2 separate regions of the Homo sapiens genome follow, and region 1 is linked to region 2. The links are chromatin loops, found by intact Hi-C in ENCODE. Cell type or tissue: MCF 10A. All regions are shown on one strand.

The links. Hi-C counts contacts between places; a loop is a spot of excess contacts. Peaks named below come from ENCODE experiments on the same cell type or tissue, not always from the same donor. Only the 100,000 strongest peaks of a DNase experiment are listed, where the experiment ranks them.
Region 1: a loop joins it to region 2, with 17 times the contacts of the local background. A loop is called at or near these places in 1 of 110 quality-filtered maps.

What each region holds. Positions count from the first base shown.
Region 1 is chr14:36,602,079-36,607,078 of GRCh38, reverse strand. No RefSeq gene overlaps it. Among named protein-coding and RNA genes, the nearest start is that of NKX2-8, 22 kb to the right of the region's middle. In MCF 10A, a CTCF peak has its summit at 1,970 (motif pointing right); a DNase peak (open chromatin) is centred at 1,968.
Region 2 is chr14:36,103,593-36,108,592 of GRCh38, reverse strand. The region is part of intron 1 of LINC00609 (long intergenic non-protein coding RNA 609); the gene reads right to left. Among named protein-coding and RNA genes, the nearest start is that of LINC00609, 36 kb to the right of the region's middle. In MCF 10A, no CTCF peak of the experiment used is centred here; a DNase peak (open chromatin) is centred at 3,022.

The DNA.
Region 1 (5,000 bases), 500 kb before region 2:
AGGACTCTGGTGGGGTTGGGGGTGGGACTGGGGCATAAAAGCAGAACACATGGCCAGCAACAGAGAGCAGGTTCTTGCAAACAGGCTAGGTTACTTGATAGTTTCTGTTCCCTGAGGATTTAAAATATGCTTAGCTGAAAAATGGAAACTACTATGATTAGGCTGACCCACTAGCTGCATTATGGGTAAGTAATAAAAGCCAAATTTAAGGGCAGTCCTTTTAGAGTTATAATAAATACTAATAATTTCTTAAGATTAAACATTGTAAGGTCCTTTTATGACTAGAAACAGTAAAGAACATTTACAGCTCTGCAAATATTTTCTCTGATGCTTCCTTCATTTCTTGATGCACTGGTGCCTAAAAAACTTTGTGTGGTCTCCACTGTGCCTGGCTTCACACTCTGCAGGGGTCTGACCCTGGAGTGGATTAGACTTTGAATGAGGCTATAGATTAGGTAAGGAGTCTTGGGCCTCCTCTTCAGCAGTAATCCTGAAAGGGCCTTTGCGTAAATTCTAGGCATCTTCAAACTGATCTCATTCAGTATTTGGGTTTATAATAGGTCACTATCCCACTTTTATTTCTGGCATAAATTTTGAAACAGATCACTGCTGTTTCACACTGTTGTTTTATCAACAGCAGGAGGAGTCCCACTCAGGGAAAATCCCAACTGAACAGTACTGTTCTTGCCTAAAATGGAGATTTTGCCAGAGTTAAGAAAGATGCAGCTGGCAAAAGGCACTGTTGCCACTTTTCTCGAAACTTTGCTTTAGGTACAGCCCAGCAGATCGGATGGATCACAGCTTGGCTATGGTTCTGCGGTAATTCAGAACTAAAACATAACTCCAAAAGAAAGACTCAAAATGTGGCTCCTCTCACTAGTGTAAGTTTAACAGCTCACTAGGCTGTTAAACTTACACTTAGCTGTCCTGTGTTTCTTTGGCAGTTTTGTAGCAGAGTTCTTACTCTGTCATACAGCGGGCGGGGGCTTTGGTGCACACATTTCTTGGAAGTGACACAAGAAAAGAAGCTGGGATTACTTTTTACAAGCATTGGCTCCAGAAATTAGAACAGATAATCCTCCTTAGTGCCACTGTACAACTTAATCAGAGGAAAAACATTTATGGAGCAGAAGATCCTTTAGAAAAATTGGCCCCTTTGTCCAAATAAATGGTGTGGATTTTACTTCAAACAGCTGAAAGCCATAAACAGGGAGAGTTGGGAGAGAACTCTGGAATAAATGGTTGAATTGAACTGAATTGTATCAGAATATGTGTATGAAGCAAGAATAGAAGGAATGAAGAATATGCTGCAGAACAAAAGTGTGCCTTGAACTTCATGGAGCTGCCAGCCTCCAACTCTTAAGCAAGGAAGCCTCTCATTTGGAGGATTTTTATATAAAATCCATGCAGTTTTCAGGCAGAGCTCTAGAGGGCAGAAAAGATATAGGTTCCTTGATGAAGAAAGTCACATTCACAAATTCAGGGTACCAATATTTTTTACATACTGTGCCTTTTTTTTTTTTTTTGACTAATGGCTCGGTTTAAATAGACTCTAGTTTACTATAGAATCACAAAATTTGAGGTCTTAGAAGGCTTGTAGTGTTGACAAGTTAGTTCTGTCCTATCATTTTATAACAGAGAAACAGTCTTTAAGGGGTTAAATGATTTTCCTAAGGTCATCCAGGTAGAGAGCAGCAGTTAAGACCAACCCTACTTCCCTGACCATCCCCCACACACTTGAACTCTTACACATTTAGTCAAGGTTTAAGAATGCCAACTTTTTTTCATCCTAAAACAATCTGGTCATAATGGAGACTTGAGTTCAAACTCATATTCTTGTCCTATGAAAAAGGACTGACTGGATTGGTAAGCCTGAAGCCGGTGCTGTCATTAAACTTGGACAGAGATCTCCAATGAGCCGGATCTATTTGAATTTCCTCAGCCAATACTTCCAGGCTTTGGACTCTAGGTGGCGACATAGGACCTTCGTTTTGCTTTCTAGGGAAACTGGACAAACCCTTCAGGAAGAAACCTGATTATTGCAGTTCTTCTTGACCCAAGGCAGACTGACAGCATTTTCTCTTAGCTAAGCTAATGATCAGGGCCTGGGTGCTCACTTATCAGATACTATAATTATTTTGACTATAATCCTGTGACAATGACTGTTATTTAACAGGTCTTCCAGTTGTGTCATATGTTTGGCAGGGTCATACCTGGAGAGAAGAGCATTTTTATTGATTTTTAAGCTTAACAACATTCTTGTGGCAGCTGCCCCTCCTTTTCACTGGGCCACCTCTGCCTCTTCTTTACTCTCCCCAGCCCAGTCACGCTGCATGACCTTACCTGCCTCCAACCCCCACCAAACATACTAATCTAGTGGAACTGGCTTTAAATGAACATAATGAACCACTCTGAAAGAAAAAAGCATTCAGAGGGCGGTCTGGTAAATTGAGAAGGGAGAGGGTGGCACTTCACGCATTTGATTTCTGGCTCCTTATCATCTCTAGAGCAAGGTGCTTCAAGAAATGGTCTAAGAATGACATGGGACATTTTCTTGTAAAAATGCAGAATTTGTGGGTACACTCCAGACATCCTTGGTCCCAGTCTCTCGGGGTAGGCCTTGGAATCCATCTGTTTAATTCCTAAATAGATTGTGTTGTGAACCACAGCTGCAAAGAAGCTGCAGACCTTTTAAAATCAGCTGATGGTGCTGTCTCCCTCACCACCTGATTTGCTGGCCTGGTGCCTGATTTCCATTGCTGAACTCAGAGCCTTACTGTTTCTTTTTTTTTTTTATATACTTTCAGTTTTTGGGTACACGTGCACAACGTGCAGGTTTGTTACATATGTATACATGTGCCATGTTGGTGGGCTGCACCCATTAACTCATCATTTACATTAGGTATATCTCCTAATGCTATCCCTCCCCACTTCCCCCACCCCATGACAGGGCCCGGTGTGTGATGGTCCTCACCATGTGTCCAAGAGTTCTCATTGTTCAATGCCCACCTATGAGTGAGAACATGTGGTGTTTGGTTTTCTGTCCTTGTGATAGTTTGCTCAAAATGATGGTTTCCAGCTTCATCCATGTCCCTACAAAGGACGTGAACTCATTCTTTTTTATGGCTGCATAGTATTCCATGGTGTATATGTGCCACATTTTCTTAATCCAGTCTATCATTGTTGGACATTTGGGTTGGTTCCAAGTCTTTGCTATTGTGAACAGTGCTACAATAAACATACATGTGCATGTGTCTTTATAGCAGCATGATTTATAATCCTTTGGGTATATACCCAGTAATGGGATGGCTGGGTCAAATGATATTTCTAGTTCTAGATCCTTGAGGAATCACCACACTGTCTTCCACAATGGTTGAACTAGTTTACAGTTCCACCAACAGTGTAAAAGTGTTCCTATTTCTCCACATCCTCTCCAGCACCTGTTGTTTCCTGACTTTTTAATGATTGCCATTCTAACTGGTGTGAGATGGTATCCCATTGTGGTTTTGATTTGCATTTCTCTGATGGCCAGTGATGATGAGCATTTTTTCATGTGTGTGTTGGCTGCATAAATGTCTTCTTTTGAGAAGTGCCTGTTCATATCCTTTGCCTACTTTTTGATGGGGTTGTTTGATTTTTTCTTGTAAATCTGTTTAAGTTCTTTGTAGATTCTGTATATTAGCCTTTTGTCAGATGGGTAGATTGCAAAAATTTTCTCCCATTCTGTAGGTTGCCTGTTCACTCTGATGGTAGTTTCTTTTGCTGTGCAGAAGCTCTTTAGTTTAATTAGATCCCATTTCTCAATTTTGGCTTTTGTTGCCATTGCTTTTGGTGTTTTGGACATGAAGTACTGTTTCTTAATAAAGACAACCACGCCATCTCCCAGCCCCTGCTCTCCCCTCCTTTTTCCCTCACAGGAACCTGACCCCATAGCACCTAGGGACACGTGACTAGAAAGGCAATATGGAATGGAAGGGATGTGAATACTGTAGTCATTTCCAGTATTTTTTCTCCCTTCTTTCTCCCACTCTAAATTTTTAAAATGTGATCTTAAATTTCATAATATACAAACAGATTCTTATTACAGAAATTCAAATTATATAGAGGACATTATAGCCCCTTTCAACCTTCCCCATCCAACATTCCCCCCAAATAGGATTGTGCTGTACATTATTTTGAAATGTGCTTTCATGATGTAATGTCATGCTTTAGGAATTTTCCCACATGAGTAGTTAAGTTTACTTCATTCTTTTGAACTGCTGCAAAGCAGTCTTTTCTCTAGGATACCAATTGTTAAAAAATTATACACACAATTTCGCATACTACTTTTTACATTTCATAGTGTGTCATGAACATTTTCCCATCTCATTATACGTTCTTCATAAAACATGGTTTTTAATGATTACATAGTATTCCAGCATATAATTATACCAAAATCAATAATTAATTTAATAATTCTCCAACTTCTGCATTTTTAGATTGTCTCCATTTTTTTTTTTTTCTCGAGACAGGGTCTCACTTTATCGCTCAGGCTGGAATGCAATGGTGCAATCACAGCTCACTGCGGCCTCAATCTCCCTGGGCTCAGGTGATCCTCCCACCTTAGCCTCCCAAGTAGCTGGGACCATAGGCACACACCACCACACCTGGCTAATTTTTGTATTTTTTTTTAATAGAGTCGTGGTTTTGCCATATTGCTTGAACTCCTGGGCTCAAGCAATCCGCCTGCCTCGGCCTCCCAAAGTGTCTCCAGTTTTTGATAATCATTCCTTCTCAATAATGAGCTCAATGTCTCCTTACACTTGCCTTCCCACTACTCCCTTACTTAGGGATTGTAACCAACCAAAAAACTGAGGTCCCTGAAAAGTGGCTGATGGCGACAAGATTATTCTGTAGTTTCTGTGCTCCCTTCAGGCATGAATTGCTGTATTTATGACTGTGAATGGGTGTTGAATTTTAACTTCTTAAACTTCTGCTGAAACTCCACTCTCCTCACTTAA
Region 2 (5,000 bases):
AATGTCCCTTCTTTCATTCCTGATATCAATCACTTGCATTCTCTGTTTTCTTGCCAGAGCTTCACAAATTGCATTGATCTTTTCAAAGAACCAATTTTTAGTTTCTTTGATTTTTCTCTATTTTTTGTTTTCAAGTTCATTGATTTCTGCTTTTGTCTTTATAATTTCCTTCATTCTTATTGATTTGAGTTTAATTTGTTCTTTCTCAAGTGTATCATGGTAGAAGCTTAAGTTCTTTAAGGCCATTTTTCTCTTTAAAATATGCATATTTAGTGCTATAAATGTCCCTCTAAACATTTAACTTCATCCTACAATTTGTATTTTGATTTTCATTTACTTCCAACTATTTTCTAATTCCTTTGAGACTTTCTCTTTTGCCCATTATTTTAAAATTTGATGATTAATTGCCAAGTATTTAGAGATATTATCTTTCTGCCACTACTTCTGGTTTAATTTTCTTGTAGACTCGGAAGATACTTTGTACTATTTCAATGAGGTTCAATTTTTAAGGCTTATTTTATAATCTATGTGATGGTCTGTCTTGGTGAATGTTCCATACACTTGAAAAGAATGTCTATTCTGCTGCTCTTGGGTAGAGTGTTTTGTGACAGATCCAGTTGGTTGAAGCATTCTGCAGTTCTTCTATATTCCTGCTCATTCCCCATCTACTCATTATACCTATTGCTGAGAGAGGAATGTTGAAGCTTCTAATTATAATTATAGATGTGTCTACTTCTCCTTTCATCCCTGTTAGTTTTTACTTTATATACCTTAAAGCTCTATTATTAGTGGCATATACATCTAGTATTTGTATATTCTTCTTGAGTTAATCCTTTTAGCAGTATGTAATAGCACTTTTTATTTCTAGTAATTTTCTTTGCTCTAAAGTCTTCTTTATTTGAAATTAACATAGCTACCCCAGCTTTCTTTATAGTAGTGTTTGCATGGTACATATTTTTCCATTCTTTTACTTTTAACCTACTTATGTATCAAACTGAAGTGAGTTTCTTGTACACAATACGTAAGTTAGGTCATGTTTTTAAATCTATTCTATCTGTCTTTTAATTGGTGCAATTAGATCGTTTACATTTAATGTAACTATTTATATGTTTGGATTTAGGTTCCCATTCTTCAATTTATTTTGTCTTTTTTTTTTTTTTTTGATTCCTGTGTTTTTTCTGCCTTCTTTTGGTTATTTAAGGCTTTTTAAAATATTTCATTTTAGTGTATCTATTCTTATTTTGTATGGTATTTGTAGTCATTTCACTTGAGATACACATTTAATTTTTTGCGGGTTTTTTAGACTCCATATATCACCATTTCAATTGGAACACAGAAACCCTACCGCTTTGTATATTCCTTTAGCCTGTCCACTTACGCTACAGTTGTCTTGAATTACAACTACATTCATTGAGAACCTCATCACACAAATTCCAATTTTTGCTTTTAACAGCCAAACATATTTTTAAGAACTCAACAGGATAAGAATATTCTATTATTATATTTACCGAGATGTTTTCCATGTCTTTTTAATTCCTGATGTTCTACCTTTCCTTTCAGTATCCTTTCACTTTTGTTTGAAAAGCTTCCTTTAGCAATCCTTTTAGAATAGGTCTTCTGCCTATAAACTCTTTTTTTCTTCATCTGAGAAATTTTCATTTCACCATTAATCCTGAAGAATATTTTAGCTAGAAACAAAATTCTAGGTTGACGCTTCTTTTCTTTCAGTACTTTAAAAATATTGTGCCTCCTCCTCCCTGCCTCCTTGCTTTCTGATGACAAATCCAGTCATTCAAATAATCATTCCCCTACATGTTAATGCATTATTTTAATCTGGCTGTTTTAAGACTTCAGCAGTCTGATTACAATGTCTCTGCACATGGATTTCTTTGAGTTTATACTGTATGAGGTTTGCTCAACTTCTTAATAAGTATAAACTTAAGTAAGTTTTTGTCTTTTAACAAACTTGCAAGATTTGGGGCATTATTTTTTCAAATGTTTTTCAGCATTGCATTTTTCCCTTTCTTTATGAGACTCTGAAGATCAGAAAATTCGATTTTTTTTATTGCTCCACAGGTCCCTGAAGCTCTACTAATTCTTTTTCCAGTTGTTCAAAAATCTTTTTCAGATCCAGTAATCTCTATTGATCTATCTTCAAGTTCACTGATTCTTCTTTCATCTCCATTTTGTTATTAAGTCTATCCAGAAAGCCTTTTAATTTTTTTGGTAATTGTATTTTTTAATTCTAAAATTTCCATTTTGTTTTTGTTTATATTATCAATTTCTTTGCTGAGGCTTTCTAATTTAACTGTTGTTGCAAGAGCACGACTGTTCCTTCAAAAATTGTTGAAATAACTGCTTTAGAGTCTTTGTCAGACAACTCTAATGTCTGTATACTTTTGGTATTAACATATATTGGTTGTCTTTTTCCATGTGAGTCAAGATTTTTGTGGTTCTTTGTACACTAAGTAATTTTGGATTACATTCTAGACACTTTGAATATTATATCATGGCACTCTGGGTCTTGTTTAAGTTCTGTGGAGAATATTGATATTTGGTTTTGGCAGGCAATTGACTGAGTATGTACAAGCTACAAGTTTCAGTACACTCTCTATAGACTGTGATGCCAAAGTCAGTTCAATTTTCAAAGCTTCTGTCATGCTTTTTGGATCTTTCCTAAGTGTGTACTGCCAAATGGTCAGTCTGAGACTTGGACAGTCTATTAGTTCAGTTCTCAAAGTCTTTGGTATGCAAATGAGGATCAGACCTATATTTGTGCAGCTTAAAGGTGAGCTTGGTGCTCATGAACAACTTTATAGGGTTGATTTCACAAGCCCCTCCCTTCCCAAGATCTCTCCAGTACTTTCCCGTTCCCTGGGCCTCCCCTACATGGTCCACTAGACAAACACTTGGAGTTCTAGTTACCCTGCTGTGTCACACTCTGTGTCACACACTTTCATGACTAAACCTGTGTCCTGGCCAAAGCAGAAGAACAGAGGCAGGGAATCAACAGGGGTTTGTCCCACTGTCTTGGAACAACAGCTCCACCAAATGGAAAGGAGTGGTCCTCTTCCTCAGAGTTTTGGCTTTTGGGGTTTTCATAGCTGCTGCCACTGCTACCATTCAGAATTGCTTGAGTGGGCTAGGAAATAAAAGAATGAAGAAAAGAAAAGATAGGAAAACAGGAATGAGGGCATTTTCACATTCTCCCTGAGCATTAGGGGCTTCCTTTCCTAGGCTTCAAACCAAGGACAGAGGCTTCTCCTGAAACCCTTTCCCATCTGAACTATAGTGCTCACTTCCAGGTTAACAGGCACATTGAGTTCAAGTTGGGGTACATCGAAGATCGAAAATAGTAAATTCACCACAAATTAGATTATGCTTCAAATTCTGTTTTGTTCCAATCTGCCTGCTCCTATTTACTTTCCAGAATCTTCCAATAATTGCCATCATGCATTCTATTTGGGTTTTATAGTTATATTCAGTGGGAGAGAAAAGGTGAAACATGTTTACTCCATCTCATCCACAACCATAACTCCAGTTTCAGCCTTTTTTATTAAAATGTCAGACTGAAAGTGATCTAAATAACTTCCTGTCTAGAGAGAAAAAACAGTGTGGTGAATGGGCAGGATTTTTCTCTGCCCTTCTGGTCACTAAAATATTTCATTCTTCTTTCTACACTTAAAACTCTCCAACCCAAAGAAAAAACCTAAAGTCTCAGCCAATTACTGCAACCAGCTTAAAATCTAGGCTCTCCAGTTGGTGTTCAGTCTTTTCCTGGGTGCTCCCCTTGGTCTGATAACCTATGAATTAAAAAAGACAAGTTCCCTGCTTTCACCGCACTTACTATACAATAGAGAAACAAGGACAGGATACTCACGATAATGTTACTATTTAAAATGGGAAATAGGCTGGTGGCGGTGGCTCATGCCTGTGATGCCAGCACTTTGGGAGGCAGAGGCAGGCGGATCACTTGAGGCCAGGATTTCGAGCCCAGACTGGCCAACGTGGTGAAACCCCATCTCTACTGAAAATACAAAAATTAGCTGGGCTTGGTGGTGCACACCTGTAATCCCAGCTGCTCAGGAGGCTGAGGCAGGAGAATGGCTTGAACCCAGGAGGCAGAGGTTGCGGTGAGCCGAGATTGCGTCATTACACTCCAGCCTGGTGACAAAAGCGAAACTCCCTCTCAAAAAAGAAAAAAAAATTAATGGGAAATAATAGGACATATACAGCATTTTCTGGTCCACAGCAATTCTAAAAAAAAATTGGTAAAAATTGTGAGGCCATTCCACTACCCATCCTGTAGGAAGGGAAAGCTCCTTGTATGGAGCCTAAGCTTGCACTCTGAGAAGTGCTCCCTTGTCCATTTTCCTCCATCTCTTTCCAAACTGCAACTTTGGCCAAGTACTTTCTGCAACAGCAGCAGATGGGTTCCAACCCACCAGCATATCATGCTAGAAAGTGAATGGTGTTTGCATTCTCCATTGGTTCCAATTAATCTGAAATAAGACTTCCTTACAGAAGAAATCCTTTATCCTAGTAAAGTGTTCATCTCAACAAGCCAGAGGGAGAGGAATAATGGAGTTGGAAAAATGTATTCTGCATTTCGAAAAATGAGCCAAGTTCTTTTAAGAGTGTGTGTGTGCATGTGCATGTGTGTATCTATATCCTCCAAAGAAGAAATGCATTTGGTTTCAGAAACCTTTCCATAATTTCGAAACTAGCTTTAGGACAGCACTGAAATGATTTAATTCTTTGAAACAAACATTCAAGTGTTCATCTTGATATTCAGGACAAACATTTCTGCTTATAAAATAATTTTATAGTAAAAAGTTCTTCAAAGCTTCGGTTCAGCTTTATGGAGTGTATTTATATCTTGTATTTTTTTCTTTTCTAAATGTGAAATTATGCTATGTATGAGAATTAAGTAAAATAGGTGGATTATCTATTTTCATTTATTACTCTTCATTTATTTTTATGAGTATTTGGAATGAATG